2 separate regions of the Homo sapiens genome follow, and region 2 is linked to region 1. The links are chromatin contacts, found by Hi-C or POLR2A ChIA-PET in ENCODE. All regions are on one chromosome and are shown on one strand. Each heading gives the region's core, a stretch centred on a gene start or an enhancer-like site at or near the end of the contact. The rest is flanking DNA. Distances are from core to core; before and after follow the strand shown.

Region 1 (2,799 bases), core at 26-2,525:
TGTCTGTTCACCTCCACGTCTAGGCTCGGAACGCCGGAGAGCAGGGGCGGGGACCCCAGTGTAGGGAGCCTGGGCCTGTGTCCGCTAAACGTGTGACGTGCACACAGAGTGTTGGTTTAATTCCGCAGACGCTCCCTGGTGCCTCCTGTGTTAGCGTTGGGGACTCGGGCCCTCAGGGAGCCCCTGTTCCAGCTGGCAGGTGGGGACTGAAGCTCCCTTGGAGTGTGTGGGCAGGTAGAGGAGGGCACCGCCCTGAGCCTCAGGAATCTACTCGCCGGCCTCAGGAGGCAGTTACACACCCGGCCCCCTCCCGGTTCTACTGGCCCCTGGGACAGGCTGCAGGGCTGGCTAGGAGTCTGGCTTCACACCGGCCCCCAGAGGTGGTGCCTCTGCCCGCAGTGAGTGGGGGCACAGGGGTTCCTCACCAAGGCTCCACCGGCGTAGCTGAGGCACTTGTCCCCAAACGGGAGCCCCCCGCCAGCTGGAAGGGTCCTTCCAAGTCCAGGGGAGGCAGACAGGACCCCCTGTGCAGGCGACAGAGGGCAACTGCTCTGAGCTCAGGGCCTGGGGAGGTGACTGTGTGGCAGGCGGGGTCCTATGTGGCAGGCAGGGTCCCGTGTGGGGAATGCTCAGAGCCCTGCTGACTCCACTGGCTTCTGGGCATTCCTGGTCTGACCTCCAGGCCGGCTCCTGGGACCCTACCAGTCTGAGGGATGGGGAAGGAAAGGGTAGGGCGGGCAACTGTGCCCGAGAGGGGACCCCAGCTCTGGACTCTGGCTGGCTCGAAACACCTTGGGGCCATGCCCATCTGTCCAGTTGGGCTGTAGAGAGGCTTGGAGGAGCCACCGGAGTGAAGGAGGGTCGCCAGCGTCTTTAAGAAACCGCAGGATGCTGACGCCCCTAGAGCCCCCATTGGGTTGGTGAGGAAGTGGGGGCCCTGGGGGGATGTGTGAGTTGTGTTCCTCTCAGCAAGTCTGGCTTCCTTGGGGGCCTAGGAGGGGACACTGAGGGCTTGCTGTCCCCATGGGGAGGTTGTAAGGTGAGACTCTCAGGAGCTCCTTCCTCCTGTCTAGGGGGTGCCCCCTTCCCCCCACCTTTCTGGGGTGACAGGCCCGGGGGGGCCCCCAGATTTTCTGAGGCCTGGGGGCTGGCCTGGCCGGCTGGGTCAGGAAGTGAAGGGCTGGCATGGGGGAGGGAGGGGAGGACTGGAAAGTGCATTCCAGGCGGGTGACACAGCCTGCGGCCTTGGGGTGGGGTGGGGCCAGGCTGGGCTGCCCTTCTCGGGAAGGTCCCTGGGATCCAGCTCCCCGAGGAGGCAGATAAGAGGGGTGGGGCCTGGCTGCATGGGAAGAGGAAATTCCAGGCCTGGGACAGCTGCTGCTGTCTTTCAAGGCTGGATTCAAATGCCACCTCCTCCTGGAAGCCGCCTCAGATTCCTCTGCAGCCCCTGGACCAGGGGCGCCCTCCTCCAGGGACCCCGGCTCCCCTGGGCTCTGGTCAGGTCAGCCCCAGGCTGGGCCCTCCACGGCCCTGATCCACCGCAGCGCACTCCTGCTGTGCACCCCTGCAGTGCACCCCAGAACCTAAGCAGGGCCTGGCCGGGCCGCCCACAACCACGGAGCTGGGGTGGGTGTGTTCCCTGCACCCAAGGCCGGCGGCCAGGCGTGGAGGGAGGGGGGCGTGTGAGTGAGGGCCACAGCCTGGTGGGGGAGTCGATTTCCTGGTGCTTCCTGTGCCCAGCGCTGTTCCCAGCCCTCTCCATGGATTAACTCACTCTCTCTATTCCTGATTTCCCTGGAGTGTAGGCAAATCAGCCCCACTTCACAGCTGAGGACGCTGAGGGCAGTCGTGGTAAGGCCAGGTCCCTGGCAGGCTGGCCCCGGAGGTGGATCAGGTCCCTCTCCCACCTGGGAGCCGGGTGGGCCGATGTCTTTTTTTGGCGGGGACCAGGAGAGTGAAAGCCTGGGAGCTGGGTTGGCCAATGTCTTTTTTGGGGGGGGGACTCTTCAGGAGGGTGAAAGCCAGGCTCACTGTCCCTGGGGGCTTCCAGCACCATGAAGGTGAGTGCCCCCTGGCCCCTGAACAAGGTCCCCCTCCACCACACCCAGGCCCCCTCCATCACACCTAGGCACCCTCCATCACACCTAGGCACCCTCCGTCGCTGCTTCCCCGGCTCGGCAAGGCTTCACGGAGCCCACTTCTTGGAAGTGAATATGGATGAGTTTAGGCCCCTGCAAGTCTCCCGAGGAGAAGCTGGGGGTGCCCAGTGGTGAGAAAACTCCCCCATGTGCCAGGCACTGGCATTGGCTCATTTCATCCTCACTGCAGCATTAAGTCAAGGGTGGCTGCCAGCCTCCAGGTGGGCCCGAGGTCCTACCTCCCCATGTCTGTGCCCTCCCATAGCCCTTCCTGCATTGACAGGGCCTGTGCTGGGGTGGGGCTTCCCAGGAGTGGTCAGAGAAGACACGGTGGCTTTGGCCTTGCTGTTTGGGCCTCTTGCTCCCCGGGATGCCAGCCGCCATGTTGTGAGGACACTCAAGCAGCTGCAGGGTGAGAAACCGACACCTAACAACCACGGCCTGGTCCACAGGATCCCGGGGAAGCCGTTTCTGAATTCCTGAACTACAGACACCGTGAAGTCATGAATTTGTTTTGTTTTTGGTTTTTGAGGCAGGGTCTCGCTCTGTTGCCCAGGCTGGAGTACAACGGTGCGATCACGGCTCACTGCAGCCTCAACCCCTGGGCCCAAGCCATCTTCCCGCCTCAGCCTCCCAAGTAGCTGAGACTATAGGCACGCAC
Region 2 (2,700 bases), core at 42-2,541, 130 kb before region 1:
AAAGAGGCTGGGGTAGCCTTGAGTCATTCTCTGCTCCACCCTGGGCCTGAGTTGGTGAATAGGCCGCTCCGGGCCTCCCAGCACCCACAGTCAGCAGGAAGATCCCTAGGAGGCCACCTTGTCCCCACCTCACTGTACTGAACAGAGCTCTGAGACCCAGTGAGAGGGGGCCTTGGCCTGTTGCACTGACCCACACAGCAATTGTCCAGCTGGGGCTGGAGTGGGGTGTCCTTATCCCCTGGGACGGCACCTGCACAGCCCCTCTGCAGAGTTGAGTAGCTCCCAGGGCAGGCCCCAGGGTGGTGGTAGGTGCAGCCTTCTCACCTTGTGTCAGCTATTGGAGCGAAGCAGATTCCGCATCCTACCTGGGGTGCCCGGGGCAGTTACGCCTCGGCCAGGGACCTCAGCAGCCTCAGGAAGCAGCCCCGCGTGCTCCGGAGCTCTCTGATGTGCCAGGACCATGAAGGCTGTCCCTGGAGCGTGTGTCCCAGGGAAGCAGCCCCGCATGTTCCGGAGCTCTCTGATGTGCCAGGACCATGAAGGCTGTCCCTGGAGCGTGTGTCCCAGGCCTTGGGGAGTGAGGTGGAGGCCCTTGGGTTCTATCCCGGTCCCTTCCCGGCTTTCCCTGATTAGGGCGCCTGTAGGGGGAGCATCGCTGAGCTCCTGGGAGCCGAGAAACGTGATAATTGGGTGGCACCGTGCGTGTTTGTGTTGTGCGTTGGGCCTCCGGCGGGGACCTCATTACTGGAGCTGCCAGACGGGCACAGGCGAGGGCACCTCACCCTTGAGGCGGCCTTCCTGGCAGTGGCTCCAGCTCTCTGCTGCTTTAATTAAAACAGGCCTCTGGCTTGAGCAGCACCGCTGGCCTGCGCAGCTGTCTGTTATCTGTCGCTGTTTCTCTTCCTCCCACCCGCGTATCTCTGCAGTCTGTTTTTCCACAAACTGGCTCGGATCCTCAGGTGATGGGAAAAACAAGCCCTTCTGCCGAATTCACGGGCAGCTGAAGGGAGCTGTCTCCTGGCTTCTCTGAGCCTTCACGGCCCCCTCTCCCCATTCTGGCTTGGGCTTTGGGACTTTCTGCTTCCCTTTCGGGCAACATTAAAAAAACAAAATTAGCATTTTGGAAAATGCAGGGCCTCATCCGAGGAGATGCTTAATGGCTTGAACATGCAAAGAATTTGATTTCCATTTGCAGAAAGCCCAGCTGGATCTCAGCAGAGGAGACCTTGAGGTTAGCAAATCAGGGGCCACGTGAGCCCGGGAGGCTTTAGAAGCTGAATTCAACGGAGGCTGAAGCCTGGGGTTTGAAGCTTGCATCAGATGATGTATGCAATGGCCAGTCCCTGGGCCATGGGCCTCGGGCATGTTGTCTTTCTAGAGCTCCCCCGTGGCCCCCGAGGCTGCCGTTTGGCAGGGGAGGCAGAGAGAGGTTAAGCAGGCTGCGTCGGGCCACCCAGCTTGGAGTAGAAGCTGGGACTTTGACCTGGCTGGGATGTGGCTGCTTGGGGCTGACTTGCCCACCGTGAATGCACACACAGCTCATTAACCTGCCGGGAAAAGACAACAACCTTTTTAAGAGAACAGTCATTTTCCACACGCCTAGCGTTTTCCAGCTAATAACAAGTCTCGTGGCCTGCGCCTGGAGCTGCGGGGCAGTTGCAGCTCTCCGTGGAGCCTGTTTCAAAGGGTCTCCAGGGCTGGCGCTATCTAATACCACAGTGACAACAAGCCCTCTTGCTTTGTCTGATTTGTGAGTGGAGAGAAGAACCTCAGGTCTTTCTTACCACTTCCCCCAGGTGATCGTGGCCTGCGTGGATCTTGCCTGTGGTCCTGGCTGTTTGGTGCCCTGAGATTTTTGTTTTTGTTTTTTTGAGACACAGTCTTGCTCCGTTGCTCAGGCTGGAGTGTAGTGGCACGATCTTGGCTCACTGCAGCCTCGACTTCCTGGGCTCAAGTGATCCTCCTGCCTCAGCCTCCCGACTAGCTGGGGCCACAGGCGTGCACCACCACACCCAGCTATTTTTTTTTTTTAGTTTTTGTAGAGACAGAGTCTCGCTGTGTTGCCCAGGCTGGACTTGAGCCTCCTGGGCTCAAGCGATCCTCTGGCCTCAGCCTCCCATAGTGTTGGGATTGCAGGCATGAGCCACCACACCCAGCAGCTGCTGTAACATTTTGAAACTTGTGGAATTTGGTGGTGTGTGGTCTCCGGTACCACATCTTCTGACCCCTAGCCAGTTCACGTTTTGTTGTCACTGACAAGCCCCTGCAGACCTGGGGGCTGAGATGCTGCACGTGGCCTCTGCCTCCAGCACCCAGTATGTGGATGGGGACCCGAGGCCCAGAGAAGGTGCAGGAAGGCCCACTGCCCCGGGCAGGGAATGGGGCTGTCCTTCAGATGGAGGGTGCCAGGGCAGAGGCTGTGTTCATGCAGGCCTGAGGCTAAGCCCTGGTGCAGCACTGGCCACTGTGCTGTGTCGGGGACCACATAGCGACCAGAAGGAGGGATGCACCAGCTTTCACATTCCGACGGACGCCATGGGTCCTGGCATGGCTCCATTCTTGAGCCCTGGTCACTAAAAATAGCCCCGTCGCCTGCCAGCGGGTGTGAGGAATTCACCAGCTGGCTGGGGATGGGGGTCTGTGGAGAGAGGCCAGGCGAAGGGAAGGTTGCGTGGGGAGGGCCCTCCATGGAGGGGAATG

Evidence for each region. Hi-C counts contacts between places; a loop is a spot of excess contacts on that map. ChIA-PET counts read pairs that join two places held with the same protein, here RNA polymerase II (POLR2A). Pooled maps may share reads with other maps.
Region 2: a map of IMR-90 shows a loop between it and region 1 (3-fold over the local background). The contact joins two enhancer-like sites. A Hi-C loop is called at or near these places in 10 of 168 maps with a recorded cell type or tissue (IMR-90, Right ventricle myocardium inferior, cardiac septum and 5 more) and 9 of 50 pooled maps. POLR2A ChIA-PET finds 5 or more read pairs at or near these places in 2 of 52 experiments (Caco-2 and T-cell).

The regions. Positions count from the first base shown.
Region 1 is chr7:536,872-539,670 of GRCh38, reverse strand. No RefSeq gene overlaps it. Among named protein-coding and RNA genes, the nearest start is that of PDGFA-DT, 18 kb to the right of the region's middle. RefSeq lists enhancers at 1-65, 66-1,009. Within about 2 kb of position 1,275, at least 18 of the 41 ENCODE cell types and tissues checked have a DNase peak (open chromatin) inside an H3K27ac peak, as active enhancers do.
Region 2 is chr7:664,085-666,784 of GRCh38, reverse strand. The region is part of intron 4 of PRKAR1B (protein kinase cAMP-dependent type I regulatory subunit beta); the gene reads left to right. Among named protein-coding and RNA genes, the nearest start is that of DNAAF5, 61 kb to the left of the region's middle. Within about 2 kb of position 1,291, at least 12 of the 41 ENCODE cell types and tissues checked have a DNase peak (open chromatin) inside an H3K27ac peak, as active enhancers do.